Regions from separate parts of the Homo sapiens genome. Here region 2 is linked to region 1. Evidence: chromatin contacts called from ENCODE Hi-C or POLR2A ChIA-PET data. All regions are on one chromosome and are shown on one strand. Each heading gives the region's core, a stretch centred on a gene start or an enhancer-like site at or near the end of the contact. The rest is flanking DNA. Distances are from core to core; before and after follow the strand shown.

Region 1 (4,671 bases), core at 1,421-3,920:
AGCACACGTATGAGCCTGGGGGTCACCCCACTGAGCCACCAGTCTCTGAAATGGGGAGATGCACTTTATGGTCCCAAGATTTTAAGTGTCACTTAGCACAAGGCTCCCCTTCCAGGCCTCATGGCTGGCAGGAGAAGTGCTGATGCCCACAGCCCAGCCCCCTGCCATGTGCCCCTTCCCTACAGGCCATCCCAGGGAATGAAAAGTTTCTGCCCTGAGTGGATGGTCCTGGTGTGAACAGCAAGCAAAGGGTCTAGGGCAAGAAGGTGCCCCTCTAAGGACAGCTGGACCTTCCGGAGGACCACGGCAATTTTTCTAGGAGCTGTCTGGAAAAAGGACAGACTCACTCGCTGCTCACTACTGCAAACTCCTGAAACAAGATTTCTTTCTTCCCTCTCCAGTGATTGTCTACTTTGAAAATATTTTTTATCTTTGATCTCTGTTTTCTTTCTGGGAAGGAAGCAAAAAATATCTTCTTTTCCCTCTGTTATTAGCTCTTGGGACAGAACAAGAATGGATGAAGGAGTGAAAAAATGATTACTGCAAAGTTTAGGTTGTTGGGGTTTCTTTCCCATGTTAAAGCTGCCATGACTGAAAGAGGCACCAGCCCAGAGGATGAATCCAGAAGTCCAGCCCTCGGAGGGTCACCCACCTCTGCAGTCCACGACGTATCTCATGGCAGCTTTAGACTTCAGCTTTATTTCTTCAGTTACTCAAAGATGGTCCCTTCCAAGTTTCACCGTAGTACCCTTTTGGATAATTTTTTTCAAGACCAAGACGTGATTAGCGGCCATCAAACCAAGCGACAAAGCACCTCCCAGCCGAACGGCAAGCTGCTGCGTCACCTCCCGCCTTATCGGTGGTCCCCCAGCCTCCGCCCCCCAATCTCATCTTTACCTCAATATCTCCTTCCCGACTCCCACCACACTTACACTGGGAGTCTTCATGAGCAGAAACTCACTTCTGACATCACATAAACTCCATCCCCGCCACTCAGAAAATAATTAGGAAGACAAGCATCACGACTACGCAGGCACCCAAGCGCAGCCAGGCAGGCGCTGGGGATTTTTTTACCCGCTTTCCTACAGCTCTGCCAGTTGTGGAGCTGCCCGGAAGAGACCCAGCATGAAGAAATTCGCAGAAATTCATAAAAAGAGAAAGCAAGCCTGGTAAGCCTCTAAAACCCTTGCAAATTAAGAGGCTAAATGAACAGTCAAGACCAACGGTTTCCACAAGAGCAGTGCTGAGTGTGTTAATATACACAATTAACGCAGGTCACCCCGCGGGCTGCATTCCCGTCTTAAGCACACACGACAACATCCTCCTTTTCACCCCAGCTCCTCTCCGGCCTTTGAAGCCTGGGTCTGAAATATATCATTCTGCATTCTGGGCAGTACGGCTTAAATCAATAGTGTTATCATCCTACAACTGTCCTTTCACGCTCTCCCTAATGCCTAATAATTGTCAAGTTTGCACTAAAATTGATCAGTAACAGCGGGCCTTTTCTCTTAGCACCCCCTCTCCCTACACCCTCCCGGCCACCCCTTGGCCTCCCCCAGGAAGCAGGATCACGTTGATTTCTATCTGGTTACAGGAGAGCTTGCCCTGACTTTCCCCAGTTACTTAAGCCGGCGTCTCATTGCGTGTCCTTAGAGACCAGGGCTTCGCTCAGGCAGAGAGCGTCTAGACAGTATTCATGACCCATCTGTCTGGCACGGCCCAGCGGATGGCAAACTCTATTAGAACTGAAACCATTTTTCCCTCCCCCTTCTCCCATCCCTCTTTCCCTTTGCGAAGCAGGAATCTGACACTGAAAATTACTATCATTGTTGCAATTCTCAAAATAGCACCGCCAGACTTTCATTAACATCCACGCTAGACTACTAAATATTTAAAGAAGTGGATAAATTTCATCTGAAGTGGGACAGCCCCGCACACATGAAAGCAGTAACAGAATCAAAATGTAAATCTAAGAGGTTGTTTTTATCCAAGTAAATTTAGTGTCACAGCAGGAGGAAATGATGCCTAAGGTTTATTAAAACTTACCCTCCCATTTGTTCTCCGCCTTTGTTTATTTGAAAAGGCAGAATTACCATTTAAGACCCTACACGATTTTAATTGATCAGAAAACCGTCTTGGAGAAACAAAGGCAGCCAACACAAGGGGCGGGACTGGGAGGGGAGGGTGTGAGGCTGCCAGCGCCTCCCTGGGGCTCATCCCACAGAACCGTTCAGGCAGAAGCGTGTTGCCAGTGACAGCCCCTGCAACTTGATCCCGTGGCGAACCCAGAGAGAGGCATATTGCCCTCCACATCTTGTTTTAAATACCACCTTGGGTCACTGTCACAGTCAGTAATTGCTTTGCCATAGATTCTTTAAGTCAAAAAAAAGGGGGGGCGGGCGGGGAGCCCTGTCCAAAGCACACAGGCTGCTCTGCACAACAGCCTGATTCATTGAACATGGCCTTGATGGAGGCCAGCCAGAATTAAGTCTGTGGAAACCCAGAGCCCCTCACCCCAGCCTCGCTCCAAGGTAACACCACAACCTGGAAGACCCCTGACCCACACCCCCTGCAGTCAGCAACGTCAACATGGGAAGTCCAATCTGCTGAATGCCAGAAGGCCCCCGAGGCAGGCCCCACCCCTCCCAGCACAGCTGGAGATGCTGAAGGAGCCAATGCGCTCAGACAAGAGTCAGAGGGAAACTGGGGATCAGAGGCTAAAAGCCCACATGTGGCTGAGGCGGGCTCTTGGCGCCCGCAGCAGGTGAAGCGGGGATGGTGATGGCAGAAACAGAGCCGCCCCCATGCTGAAGCCACGCTGCCTCTCGCCTCCCCAGGGCAGCTGTCATCATCTCCATCCTCCTGACAAGACAGTGAGTCAGAGAGGAGAGCTGGCTTCTGGGTCATACGAGTACTACCTGGACAGGACACAATCGAAGAAGGGATAGCTTATCAGTTTGTAGAGGAAATCCCAAGGAATCAACAGAATCAATGATCCCTGACACACAGGGGCTCTTAGGTTAATTTTTCATAATCTGTTTGAAAATCCAGCATGAAACCAAAAATCGTCAACTATGTATCAATTGAAAACAATCATCCTCTGTGGCCCTTCTGAACAGAAGACGGTTGGTTTGATCCCCACCACCCAAGCCCTTCAAGCCTTTTAAGAACTGATGAGTAAATCCCTATCTTACTGGAAAAATACCATGGGAGGGGAAAATAGCACCTCCAAAGACAAACAAAACCATGGCCTGAGTTCAACACCCCAGCAGCGGCACGCCTTGGCTGTGTGACTCTGAGTAAATCACCCCACCGCCCTGAGCGCTGCATTCTTATGACCTTTCTAGGGTGCTTTTGAGAGATGAATGAGATGATGCATGTAAACAGTGAGCACTCGGCAAACAGCAGCTCCCTTCCTACCTAATTCCAATCCCCAGGAAGCAGTGGACCCTCCAATAGATGATGCTTACTGAGCATGTACTGTGGGCCAGGTATTACTCTAATTGCCTGTCCTGCACTATTTCAGTAAATCCTCAGAACAACCCTTTGAAAGAGATACCAATATTATCCTCATTTTATAAATGAGAAAATCGAGGTACACAGAGGCTGAACAACTTGCCTAAAGCCACAGGCAGTGAGTGGTGGTGACTCCAGGTGACACACTCATGCACACATGCACCACACAGCCTCACCCTCACACACAGACACACACACTCATGCACATATGCACCAGAGACTCAACCTCACACACACACACACCCACACATGCACACACCCACACACATACATGCACCTACACATTCTCACACACACATGCATCACACACCCTCACCTACACACATACATGCACACACACGCAAACACACTCATGCACAAATGCATCAGACTCTCTCACACACACACGCACACACACTCATGAATACATGTACCATAGACCCTCACGCATACACACACACATGCACAAACACACACATAGACATGTACACAGATGCACTCTTATACACACACGTGCACATTCATGCACAAACGCACCACAGACTCACCCTCACACACATGGACATATTCATACACCTGCATACACACTCCACCCATGGCACACCCACGCATGCATGCACACACCACATGGAGTCACATGCATGCACACACCAGACTCACACACACTCTCTGACACCCACACACTTGTGCACACAACTACACATTCTCACACATACTTGTGCACAAATACCACACACAGTCCCACACACTCTGGCATACTCACATCTCATGCATACACACACAGACTCACACCTGCTCACACACTTACATGTCTTTAGGGCCGGCCAGAAGCACTCCACATTTCCTCTGTGCTTGGCAGGACTGGTCCTTCCTACACAGCAGATGGATATTTAGAGGCCAAAGGTCTGTCCCTCCAGGGCTGCAGCACTGGGAAGCCCTGACTGGTCACACGCACAGTAAAAGCCTATCACACTGCTGGTCCCAGAATAAATGCTTACCAGAGTAGGCTTCTACTTTGGTTGGTTTGGGTGTTTATGGCAGTCTAAACACACATGGGAAGGACAGGCAGTTTGTGGGCACCAGCCTTATGTAGTCTTTTCCTTTGTCTTCTCATGCAGGCTGCCAGCATCACGTGGATATTTTCAATCCCTGCTTCCACTTGCAAGGTACTAGGCC
Region 2 (4,671 bases), core at 1,565-4,064, 34 kb after region 1:
CAGCTTCAAAGAAGGAGCCACGTGGGGTACAAGGGCATAGAGGGAGCACCCCTCCGGGCAGCCCAGGCTCCCCACCCACCCTGATGCCTGCTGGGCTGGGACACCGGGCAGCGTGGCCCTGGCTCCAGGCCCTGGCTTTTCCTTGGAGAACTGGAATCCAGTGGGAAAGATGGATATGGCGGACTGCAAGGGTTTGCAAGGGACCGTCCTGGGGGGGTGAGGTTTGCCTCTCTAGTAACCTGGAGGTGTCATCCACTTTGTGTATTAATCCTGGGGGCTCCCCTCAGTACACTACGTACCTGAAACTCTTGGAAACAAGAGCAGCTCCTCAGACAGCCCTAACCACCGGGGAGACAAGTCTGCCTATACAACCAGACTTCCTTTGGTGGGAAAGCACACCTCCCACCCCACACCCACCCTAGAGTAGCCGGGGCCTTGGCCTCAGGGCTGCCACCGCAGCTGTTCAGAAGAGCCACATCATCAGCTCAGGCGCACTATGTGCTATAGACACAGGCACGCAAGCCTCGTCTGTGGGGAAGGGTCGTTAACTGGAGAAAGGTCATACTTCCAGTCTATTACCCACCGTAATGAGCAAATGCAAATGAGAGACCTTTCTCAGGTCATAAGAGACTGTGTGTTTTGGAAACCTGAATAATCCCTTAACTGAGGAGGAAACTCAAGAGGAATAAGCCAGCATTTCTGGGGCTCAGGGCCCTGTGTTGTATTATTCCAGAGACCTCCAGGCAACAGATGCCCCCACAACCAGCCTCCCAGAGTAGCTGAGATTACAGGCATGGACCACACTGCCCAGCCCAGCTGTACTCTCACAGAAAGAAGATATAAAACTTCTTGGAAAAACTTACTAAAGAATGCAAATTACTACACAGCAATCTTTAGGTATCTGTAAGCACTGGACATCTCCAGTTTGAACCACAGACAAATGTCAATTATCCAAGGTCATGCATGAAAACAGTACCAAGAGTGGTTGCCCAAAAAACACTTCCATAGGCTTTGCAAAGAGTCTGTTTTAATACTTCGCTTGGCATACAGATGTGTCTGATAATCAGGGAGTTTACTGCCTGGCAAATAATGAAGCCACCCTAAGAAGGTCTACACAGTCCAAGGACAGAAGGGCGTGTGGGCTTCTCCTTCTCGAGCTCCCCACCCTTTCCTGCTGAGGACAGCAAGGGCAGGTGTCTGCAAGCCAGCCTCCTCCCTCACCATCCCTGTCCTGAGGAGATAATGAGTCCTTTTGGTTTAATGGACCTCCTGCTGGGCTGCAGCAAACACAGAAATGCAAAAGTAAGAAAGAAACTGTAATTTGTGACAATGGGGGACTTTAGCATATTCTCCAGTTAATCGTGTAATTAGTAAATGGAAACATGACTCCTCTTTGTAAAATTCAAATTCCACAGCCTGGCATCAAATGCACTCCAGTGTCTGGGTCCTGCCTGTCCTCTGGCCTCTAAGTGACAGTGACAATAGAGATGCCAACTGCATGAGGAAGGTACTGAACTGTACATTCACTGGCCCACTTAGTGCAATGAGGTGGGTATCAGTAACCCCATCCTACAAGGATGAAACGGGCTCCAAGAGGTCATGTGACTTGCCCAAAGCAACAAAGCCAAGCAATGGTGGGGATGGAGGCATCTCCCAAGGATGCCTGGCCCCAAGGCCCACCTGCTGTCCCTTCAACCAAGAGTCTTGCCTGCTAAGGCAGGCACCCCAAGATGTTCATCTCTGGATTTCATTTGTGCCTGGCACAAAACGAGGCATGAGGTAGACCTCCACTACAAATTTTGGAACAAAGCATGGTGGACTATAGTGCACCTCTGGTTTGAGAAAATATGTCCAGCACACCACCAGAGCAACACCATCCACTTATTTAATGATCACAAACAAGAAAACCTCGGGTATGGGTAGAAACGCAGGTACTCTCTTATAATTATTTCTTTTCCCAGTGATTTAAAAAAAAATTTTTTTTTTTTAATTTCTGGAGTTTCTCTATGTTGCATGGGCTGCACTCCTACTCCTGGGCTCAAGCACTCCTCTGCCTCAGCTTCCCACAGTCGCTGAGATTACAGGCGTGTGCCACCCCGCCCAGCCCAACCATACTCTCTCCTAGAAAGAAGATATAAAACTTCTTGGAAAAACTTACTAAAGAATGCAAATCACTACACAGCAATCGTTAGGTCACTGCAAACACTGGACATCCAGTAAATGTTGACAGTTGACTGAATGATTGAATAGAATTCCCAGACGTTTAAAGACATAATTTCCGTACTCAATTGAAGACATTATCCCTTTTCCCAAATCACATTCTACCAGGCTGTTTCTGTCAAATACAGTGTTCTTGAAAAATTACTGCAAGTGCCTGGTCAGAGACCTGAGGCCTCGATTGATCACACTATGAGATGAGGTTAAACGGAGCAATTCAATTTACAAAGATATTGATGCATGTTTAAAAATACTGTGATAGAAACTTCCGCAGAAGCTCACATTTACTTTGTCAGAATTCTCTATCAGCTTAAACACAAAATAGCCGGAATTTACGAACAGTTGACCAATTACATGTCAGTGAGTAGTGAACACGTACAGTGATATTTCTTGCCAAGCACTGAAACCTCCTTCCCTCCCCACTTGATAGGTCTGTGGGAAAGGGAGTGCCTTTGCAACAGAAAACGCAGATACAAGCACAGCACTGGATTCCAACCTTCCTTACAGCCAAGCACAGTCATGCGACCCAAGCTCCACTCAAAGCACCATCCTGGGCTTGACGTGGCACTGGAAACATGAGAAGACAGCAAGGCTCAAGAGGAGCCCTTCCTGCTGGTGGTGGCTGTTGCCTGCAAGAAGAATCCTGACTGATGCACAGCCTTGCTGTGATCCTGTCAGGTCACACACGCTGCCCTTACTACGTACCAGGAGAAGGAAGCAGCGCATCCAGGAAGCTCAGGACAGTCTTCAACTATGAACTTCTCAGCTCGGTTCATAGATCAATAAAAATTTGAGAAGCTGCTGGGAGCAAAGTGATCGTCCATAAGATCATGTACAAATTGGTACATTAAGTGCTCAGTTCATTCGTTCACTTACGGAGCGCCTACTGGCTGCCGGGTGCTATTCTAAGACACTGGGGCTTCAAAAACAAGGAAGACAAAAATCCATGCCCTCCAAGAGCTCATAATCTAGAAATGCTAACAGGTAAACAAATCCTTTTCTCACCACCGTAATTATATAGCTAGTTCAGTCCACCTGCCCTGCTGGAGTGGAGGCCCATAAAGTCGGGGACCCTGTCTGAACCTTCACTGCTGTCTCTCTAGTTCCTCATGTACCTAGTCCATAATAGGCACTTGATCAATATCATATGAATGGATGAGAGAGAAGTGAATGAATCTCATTCATTCAAATAGAAACACCATGGTAAATGTTATAATAGAGAAATATGGAACCTTATGATAATACTTCTTTATAAGGGAGATATTAGCTGACCTGAGTGCTGAAAATGAGCAGAAATTTTTCAGAGAGAAAAGAAAGATAAGGATACTTTAAGAGCTGGAAAGAACAGAGGCTGGGTGTAAAGGACATGTCATGCTCTAGGAATAGTAGGCAGTGTGATGGGGCCAGAGATTACATATGAGGAAGTAGCAGACAATGCAGTAACTGAGGCAAAGTCATGCCACTGATCTGACTACTGTCAAAGAGTTAGGGAATTGCCCTGAGCAAATACTAACTTCAGAACTCAGTGCAGGCCAGGCGTGATGGCTCATCCCTGTAATCTCAACACTTGGGAGGCTGAGGTGGGAGGATCACTTGAGTCCAGGAGTTTGAGACCAGCCTGGGCAACATAGTGAGACCCTATCTCTACCAAACAATTTTTTTAATTAGCTGGGCATTGGTGATGTGCACCTGTAATCAGCTACTCAAGAGGCTGGGGTGGGAGGACTGCTTGAGCCCAGGAGGTCAAGGCTACAGTGAGCCATGATTGCCCCACTGCACTCCAGCCTGGAAAACAGAGTAAGACTCTGTCTCAAAGAAACAAAAAAGAACTTGGGTGCAGACTACTGGGTTGGGTCTCATGATGGCAATTTCAACAAAAGTATCTGTATTATTCTGTTCTCACACTGCTAATAAAGACATAACAGGGACTGGATAATTTATAAAGGAAAGAGGTTTAATGGACTCACAGTTCCACATGGCTGGGGAGGCCTCACAATCATGGCTGAAGGCAAATGAGGAGCAAAGTCACGTCTTACCTGGTAGCAGGCAAGAGAGCGTGTGCAGGGGAACTGCCCTTTATAAAACCATCAGATCACATGAGACTTATTCACTATCATGAGAACAGCATAGGAAAGACTCATCCCTGTGATTCAATTACCTCCAACTGGGTCCCTCTCACGACAGGTGGGAATTATGGAAACTACAATTCAAGATGAGATTTGGGTAAGGACACAGCCAAACCATATCAGTATCCAAGTAAAATACTTGGAAGTAGTAACATATTAGTCTAATAGCAAATGCTTTGTTCAAGCATTTGTTAAGCACTTACGGCAAAACTATGAGATAAGCATACTAACAAAAGATGATTTTGCTCTTAGGACTCTATAGAGGCACTTTTTTTTCTTTCTTTTTTTTTTTTTTGAGACAGGGTCTGGTTCTGTCACCCAGGTTGAA

Evidence for each region. A loop is a pair of places that touch in the nucleus more often than their neighbours do. ChIA-PET counts read pairs that join two places held with the same protein, here RNA polymerase II (POLR2A). Pooled maps may share reads with other maps.
Region 2: a loop to region 1 is called in a pooled map of gastrocnemius medialis, with 2.0 times the contacts of the local background. The contact joins two enhancer-like sites. A Hi-C loop is called at or near these places in 4 of 50 pooled maps. POLR2A ChIA-PET finds 5 or more read pairs at or near these places in 3 of 52 experiments (B cell, OCI-LY7 and naive thymus-derived CD8-positive, alpha-beta T cell).

What each region holds. Positions count from the first base shown.
Region 1 is chr18:13,444,855-13,449,525 of GRCh38, reverse strand. All of the region lies in intron 4 of LDLRAD4 (low density lipoprotein receptor class A domain containing 4), which reads right to left. Among named protein-coding and RNA genes, the nearest start is that of MIR5190, 13 kb to the left of the region's middle. RefSeq lists enhancers at 1,795-2,498, 2,499-3,202. Within about 2 kb of position 2,670, at least 5 of the 41 ENCODE cell types and tissues checked have a DNase peak (open chromatin) inside an H3K27ac peak, as active enhancers do.
Region 2 is chr18:13,411,219-13,415,889 of GRCh38, reverse strand. All of the region lies in intron 3 of LDLRAD4 (low density lipoprotein receptor class A domain containing 4), which reads right to left. Among named protein-coding and RNA genes, the nearest start is that of LDLRAD4-AS1, 14 kb to the left of the region's middle. Within about 2 kb of position 2,814, at least 2 of the 41 ENCODE cell types and tissues checked have a DNase peak (open chromatin) inside an H3K27ac peak, as active enhancers do.